2 separate regions of the Homo sapiens genome follow, and region 2 is linked to region 1. Evidence: read pairs that join two places in POLR2A ChIA-PET (ENCODE). Cell type or tissue: Panc1. All regions are shown on one strand.

Region 1 (4,000 bases):
CTAAAATTATACAGTTAAGCTAAATAACATAGTATTTGTTCCTGTCATAAATTGTCTTTCAATTGGGACCAAAATTGGTGTTTAAATGTTGTATTATAAAGAAGTGCATGCAAACTATTTATTAGTGAATATTTATTTAATTTGACAGAGGTAAGTGAGAGTGTTATTTATCCGTAGCCTGGCCAATTTCAGGCAAGTAATTGCAGGATGAGGAGTAATTCCAGTCCCTGTACCTGCTGGTGAGATCACTGAAGAACTCACTCAGCGTTTGTAGCACACAGAATGGCCACGGTTACATACCTGAGTGCATTCACAGTATAACCAAGCCCAAATCCTCGGCCAAATCCCTAAGGGAATCTGGGTTTTACCTTGCAAACTTTGGCTGCTAGGCACAGTTACAGAGCCTTGTTATGCTTTAGGCTCTCAATAAAAATGTTTGCCCTGGGTTATTACAAAGACTTTCTTGGTACAGAAATTCAGACAAGATCACGAAGCACAGGGTGAAAATACAGGAATGAGCAGAAGGAGCCAATTCTAAAGTTTTCTGAAGTCAGCTCATGCCTTCATAAATAGTGAGCCTCCTTGGTCGCTCACTGAAACAAAAAAGATGGACATGTAATTTACCTAGAAATATGGATGCCTCTAAATTTTAAAAAGGAAAATCATTTAAAACATGACACTTATAAAGTATCTTAAGATAATATTTGGTTTTATACTATGGTATTTTAATGATAATTAGAGAAATTCAATGCTATGAAATTCTAATGATATTCCGATACTAACTAGGATAATTATTTTACAAAATCTGAATAATATAATCTCCATTTTTCATCTTTTAAGAAATATCTACATATAATAATTTTCCTTTGTTATGTATATCAAAATTCAAATGTTTGTGATTGATACTTATGTTATACTTTTTACTGTTGATCTTAACAATAATCACTCTAATAAGCTTTCTACTTATGCCAGTGATAATATTATAGAGTTCCTCTTCCACAATTTGCCTTTGTAATCAAGTTATGAAGCCACATAAAAATTCCTAATATGTTATAGTTGCATCTTGTTCTTAACTCAAATGTCATTGCTCATCTTGATTATTTATGTTGTTTATCATAAGGAATTCCAACTGATTTTTCACAGCCCCCCAAAATAAAATTTGTCCCTTAAGTTTACTTAAAAGAATAGGACATACTTCTGAAAAAAGTAAAAATTGATTCTGAAATATTTAAATGGCTGTTCATGAGAATAAATGCATAACTTCACAAAGTGACTATTTCATACAGGAAAGCAATTATTTGGATGTGTAAGGCATGGTATGTGTGGTCATACTTTTTATCTGCTTCCTTATAAATGAATTACCATATTAGCATGAAAAAATTCTTAGCATCAAGGAGGCTTTTGTTTTAATTGCTGGTTTTAAGTTCATTTGCTTAGCTGAATATTCATTTGGCTTTTGTAATACCTAAAGCAGTGGGTGAAACCCGGCTCTAGGGGCTTCTTCATGGCCTTTAATTGTTTCAGGAGAAGCTTTACTTTTTATCAATTAATCCTGGGTACCATATTTTGTACAGAAGATTGAATTTTTTCTTTTTACACAGGTAAGACTGGTTTAGTGACATATGGCCATATATAGTAGGTGTTTAATTACTATCTATTAAGTGGATGTTGGATGTCAGACATGAACTGTCATATTTAGGTTTTCTGACATTTGAGAGAAGCATTCAACTTTGGTGAGATAAGAGAGAAGATTGTGTTTTCACAAAAGCACCCTTTAGAGAACAGATTGCAGGGATGTGTATTCATAAAGTGACGTATAAACTTTTTTCTCATCTTTAACCACTTTCCTCAATGCCATCTCAAAGCAGCAACTTAAATTCAGTTATGCATTTGATCCACACAATGTTTATTAAACACCTACTCCATGCCAAAGAGTCTTCCAGGGATGGGGAAAACAGAGCTTCTATGGAGTTTGCATTCTAATGGAGGGAGTGATAATAATTCTCAAAGATGCTGAAATTCATTTGTGAGCATGTTTCTGATTATTGACAAAATGTGAGTCATAATCCCCATGTAGTGGAATCTCACTGGCATAATCTGATGAGCTTCATAAACTGTGTCACAGCAGGAAGTGCCAGTTATTTAGTTTGAGCAAATCTAGACAATTTGAATGTCTAACACCTAGTCTTCTTTCACCCATGTTGTAAATGACCTGCTTAAAAGGAATGGTTGAGCCAATCAACAGTAAGTTATTGTATATCTCAAAATTGCTAGAAGAAGGGAATTTTTATGTTCCCACCATAAAGAAATGATAAATTTTAAGGTGATGGATATGCTAATTACTCTGATTTGATTATTATACAACATATACTTGTATTGAAACATACTGTATTTCATAAATATGTACAATTATTATGTGTCAAAAATTTTTTAAATATTTTGAAAAGAGAAATGGGTGACCACTCTAGATTTCACAGGAATTAATTACCAAATAACATATCATGAGAGAACATTCTTGGATGTTATTTTAGAAAATAACACATGTATTGTCAGTATGGGAACACTTATTTTTGGTACAGTCTTTAATAAAGCCTTTATTCATTTATGTAGGGCCTTGGGGCTCTCAATCTTAGCATTAACCACGTATTTAAGGGGTGATAGGCACAACATAAATTGAATCATTAGTTTAGAATCGCTCTCCATGAGGCTGCCTGTAGATTTTTGTTATCATCCATCTAAGCCACAGAAATAAAAATCGAGTGAATACTTTTGTTTATGTACCATGAATGCATTTCCCAAAAGCAGGAAAAATATTCCTAGCACTAAGGAGGTGTTTGAAAAATTTATTTATTAAGGACCATTTGTTTAGTAGAATATTCACTCAGCTTTTACGGTACAGTACTACCAAGAGTAGTTGGATTTCTGCCTTGGAGTCTTCCACGGTATGACCTCACACAACTCTTTCTCCCAAACATCATATGCCAGTCATTACCTGCATATGTCTAAGAGGGCAAGGATCCCACCCTCTATGGCCACCCCAAAGCATACATGCCTCATGCATGAGGTTTATTATTTACATTCTTACAAATTGACTTTGGGTGAAGAGTTTACCCTGTATTGCTAAAAATTTGCCTTGAGTGACTTTCCTGAGAAACTGAGGTTCCCTTGGCAGTCAGTATTTACTGATTCTAAATTCCATTAGAAATCCATGATCTTCTAAGAAAGTTCCTCTAAGTTGATCCTAAGAAGGTATGAATAGCTAATTATGTTATGATGTATGCCTCTCCCTTTGCTGGTCTGCATGTTCTGCTTGCCAGTTTTCCACCTGCAGTTGGTGGCATTAAGCAGCAGCTGCATTCCTTTTATCTTGGTTTTCAATTGGAGATTGAGGAGCTAAGCCAGGTCTTGAGATTCTTCCTTTCTGCTCTTTTTTTTTTTTTTTTTTTTTTTTTTGACAGAGTCTCGCTCTGTCGCCAGACTGGAGTGCAGTAGTGTGATCTCCACTTACTGCAACCTCCGCCTCCCAGGTTCAAGTGATTCTCCTGCCTCAGCCTCCCGAGTAGCTGGGACTACAGGTACGTGCCACCATGCCTGGCTAATTTTTATATTTTTAGTAGAGACGGGGTTTCACCATGTTGGCCAGGATGGTCTCAATCTCTTGACCTCGTGATCCGCCCACCTCAGCCTCCCAAAGTGCTGGGATTAGAGGCGTGAGCCACCGCACCCAGCCTCTGCTCCATCTTATGGTCTTATTTGAAATACTTTCATGCATTTGGGGTACCTAGACAAGGAGAGACTAAACAAATGATAGTTTCTCCTCAGCTTCCATTATAGGTTCCATTTTAAGCCTGCTATTGTATATCAATTGCTCTTTTTTTATTGAAATGTAAAGATAGTTTAATTTTGTTTTATAAAAATAACTCCTAAGAAATAGTTCAAACATGGATATAAAATGCTGTCAATGGAAAAATGGAGAGAGGTAGAGGTATTTATATTTAGC
Region 2 (4,000 bases), 110 kb after region 1:
TTTCCAAACTGTTTCTATTAATATTAATAAGTACCATTTTATATGTTTTCTCCTATATTTCTTGTTTTCATCCAGGACTACTAGATTCCAGTAAGAATAAAATTAAACATTAGAGGTTTGTCTTCCATATTGTTTAAGAAAATTAGTTTCCCTTTTTAAATAATTACTAATATTTGAAGATTATGAATCATAAATTAATCACAAGTGCCATACCTATTATTTTAGAAGCAATTGAGCAATATAAATGGTCTTCAGTTTTACCAGTTCTTGATCTGTAGTAAATTCCAGCGGTGGTGGGGTCTGTGAAATAATGAAGAAAAAAATTATTTTAAAAAAAGAGAGGAAAAATGATACCTAAATTAGAAAATCGTTGGTTTTATTTCTTGTATCAAAATATCTGATAATTTTAACATTCATTATGTGTTCTTTTAAGAACTGATGCTCATCAGTTTTCTCATCAGTTTTTCTGTTTTTCACTTGGCATTTATTGATATTTTCTATTGCCTGAGTAATTTAAGAGCCTGCAAAATTAACCTGCCTTTCAATTTGCACATGTACTTATTATGGTAAAATCAATATTTTCATCCTAGGATTGGTCATGTACTTTGCAGCCTAATGATAAGGAGAAAAATAACCTCAGAAGAGTGAAGCTGTGCTGGCCAGCAATGGAGATTTGATAGGGAAGAAAGGTGTCATATCACCTGGATATAGCCAACTAACAGCTTGATATATATGATTCCAAGCCAAAACCTACATTTAGTCTCTCTCTCTTTCTTTCTCTGTCTCTGTGTGTGTGTGTGTGTGTGTCTCTCTCTCTCATCTTTATACTATAGATTATAAAATTTGGATACGTAAATAGTCATCCCACTTATTTCTAACACAATTCTGTGATAATAATGCCTTTTCAGTGTGTAGCTTTCATTGTTTTCAAAGCACCTTTATAGCCCTTCTCTCCTTTGATCTTTACAACAACCCAGAGAAGTGGGCAGGAGAGACAGTAATCTTCCCATTTTGACACATGAAGAAATCTCTTCAAGCTTCACTGTCTTTGAGGACCTCTGGGTAATGATGTCATCTGTCCTGAAACTGCCAGATGACTTTTGCTCTAGAAGAAGGCTAGGGAGAAAAAAACAAAACAAAACAACAACAACAACAAAAAAACGAACATTTAGGCTGGGAGACTGGGCTGTCTTTTCCCCCTTCACCCCTAAAAATCTACTTTGCAAAGAGAGCAACATCCACTCACCATCCCCAACACTTTCTGTTCCCCTTCCCTGATTTCTATTTTTTCCACAGCACTTACTACTTTGGGTTGTGCTGCACTGTATTTCATTTATTTACTTACTGTACTTGTTGTCTGGCTTCCCCACCAGAATGTAAGATCCTTGAAAGTAAGTATTTTTGTTTGTTTTATACATATCTCCCCAGCAACAAGAACAGTGCCACTGGTAGAAGGCATAAGAAAATGCCAGAATGAGTCACTGAGTGCAGACTGGAACTGGGAACAGGAACAGTTAGCTGGTGGTCCACAGGGAAGGTTCTCTCCTTTTCCTTGGTGACAGTGAGAAGTCTTATTTGCAAGAGGAAGAGAGCATGACTTAGAATAACAGTTTGGCTTTAGGTGGGACCTATACTATGCAACATGTGGAACTTGGAGGGCCTTGGAGAAGCTGAGCTTGGGAGCAGGCTCACTTGCCTGGGGAAGGGAAGTCTCTCAGCCCATTCTTTAGCCACCTAGCAATAGTTGTTAGTCAGTCCTGTTTGTCTACCCACACTAGCACATGGGAGGCACTGTATTTGTCAAATGAATGAATGATGAATGAATGAAACCAGTCATTTATATATTGAAGTAAATCAGTGTCATGGAATGTTTTATGTTTAAATGAAGAGAGAAAACTTTAATCAGATTAAATATAGGAAGGATATTTGGGATCTAGAAGGCCAACCCAGTTGTTCAATCACAGTTGCCTCCATGGGGGTCAACCTTAAGCGTTGTGCCTGCAAGCAATCACACTTCTCTGGTGGAAAAGCCATTCTGATTCTGGGGCCCTTTTTCCACCATTTCCCTTCATCCACAGCAAGGAGCTTCAGCTCTGGAGACTGTAATTTGCACAAAGCAATTCAGGGTATAAAAGCAAAACTACACACTTGCAAGGTAAAGATACCAATTCATTCGACTCTAACCATCAAAAGATACATATACACATATATGACATGAGGAATACTTTAGTCACCAGTTACCCTTCCTGCAAGATTAGTCATTAGATCCCATGATAGGCCTTGTTAATGCCATGGAGAGAAAAGAGATAATTATAATGAGTTAAATTTAGAAACAACAGTCATTTTTTGTGGATTAGAAATAGTGAAAGTCAGTGTCTTTCTATCAGTCTTTCACATCAAAAGCTACAGGAAAATCATAAGAAATAATGAATAGAAGAAATATGTACTATTTCTAATTGAAAAATGTCTTTTATTTCAGCTCCCTTGTATGGCTACCTGCTTAAATATATTCATGCTTATGTTTAATGTCTCCTATAGGTTCCTGCTATAATCTTCTTTTTTTTAATTGTTCTTGGGTTTTAAAAAAATGTTTGTTTGACAAATAATAATTATACATTTTCATGTGATAGATAGTGATGTTTCAATCCATATAATGTATAATGATCAGAACAGGGTAATTTGCATATCTATCATCTCTAATATTTATCATTTCCTTGTGTTAGAAACATTCAGTATATTTCTTCTAGCTATTTGAAACAATATAATACATTATTGTTAACTGTAGTCCTTCCACAGTGGTATAAAACATTATAACTGATTCCTCCTATTTAGCCATAATTTTTATATCCTTTGACAAATCTCTCCCTATCCCTCCCTTCCCCCTACCCTCCCAAGCCTCCAGTTTCCTCTGTTCTACTTTATACTTCCAAGAGATCAACTTTTTTTAGCTTCTGCACATGGGTGAGAACATGTGGTGTTTAACTTTATGTTCCTGGCTTATTTCACATAACGTAATGTCCTCCAGTTCCATCTATGTTGCTATGAATGATAGGAATTCATTCTTTTTATGGCTGAATAGTATTCCATTGTGTATGTATGCCACATTTTCTTGATCCATTCATCTGTTGTGGTACACCTCAGTTGATGCTGTATCTTGGCTATTGTGAATAGTGTGGCAATAAACATGGGGGTGCAGAAGTCTTTTTGATACAATGACTTTCTTTCCTTTGGATAAGTTCCCAGTAGTGGCATTGCTGGATTATATAGTCATTCTATTTGTGGTTTTATGAGAAACCTCCATACTGTTCTCTAGAGTGGCTGTACTAGTTTATGTTCCCAACAAGAGGTATAATATACAGTTCCCTTTTCTCCACACCCTCACCACCATTTGTTATTTTTTGTCTTTTTTATAATAGCCATCCTAACTGGGGTAAGAAGATACCACATTGTGGTTTTGATTTGCATTTTCCTGATGATTAGTGATGTCAAGCATTTTTAAATACATTTGTTGGCCATTTGTATATCTTCCTTTTATAAATGTCTGTTCAGATAATTTGACCATTTTTTACTCATATTATTTGGGTTTTTGCTGTTGATATGTTTGAGTTCCTTGTATATTCTAGATATTAATCCCCTATTGAATGAGTAGCTTACAAATATTTTCTTCCATTCTATAAGTTGTCTTTTTGCTCTGTTGATGTTTCCTTTGCTGTGCAGAAGCTTTTTAGTTTTATATAATCCCAGTTGTTTATTTTTGCTTTTGTTTCCTGTGCTTTCGAGGTCTTGATCATAAAATATTTTCCCAGTCCAATGTCCTGAACTGTTTCTCATATGTTTTCTCCTAGTAATTTTATCATTTCAGGTCCTACATTTAGGTCTTTGATCCATTTTGAGTGGATTTTTATATAGGGTAAGAGGTGGAAGTCTAGTTTTATTCTTCTGCATACGGATATCCAGTTTTCCCAGCAGCATTTATTGACAAGACTGTCCTTTCTCAAAT

What was found. ChIA-PET counts read pairs that join two places held together with the same protein. Peaks named below come from ENCODE experiments on the same cell type or tissue, not always from the same donor. Only the 100,000 strongest peaks of a DNase experiment are listed, where the experiment ranks them.
Region 2: POLR2A ChIA-PET joins it to region 1 with 5 read pairs; 2 of 35 experiments call an interaction of 5 or more read pairs at or near these places.

Annotation. Positions count from the first base shown.
Region 1 is chr6:72,715,019-72,719,018 of GRCh38, forward strand. All of the region lies in intron 1 of KCNQ5 (potassium voltage-gated channel subfamily Q member 5), which reads left to right. Among named protein-coding and RNA genes, the nearest start is that of KCNQ5-IT1, 87 kb to the left of the region's middle. In Panc1, no CTCF peak of the experiment used is centred here; no DNase peak of the experiment used is centred here.
Region 2 is chr6:72,824,000-72,827,999 of GRCh38, forward strand. All of the region lies in intron 1 of KCNQ5 (potassium voltage-gated channel subfamily Q member 5), which reads left to right. Among named protein-coding and RNA genes, the nearest start is that of MIR4282, 140 kb to the right of the region's middle. RefSeq lists an enhancer at 1,448-1,497. In Panc1, no CTCF peak of the experiment used is centred here; DNase peaks (open chromatin) are centred at 1,504 and 2,237.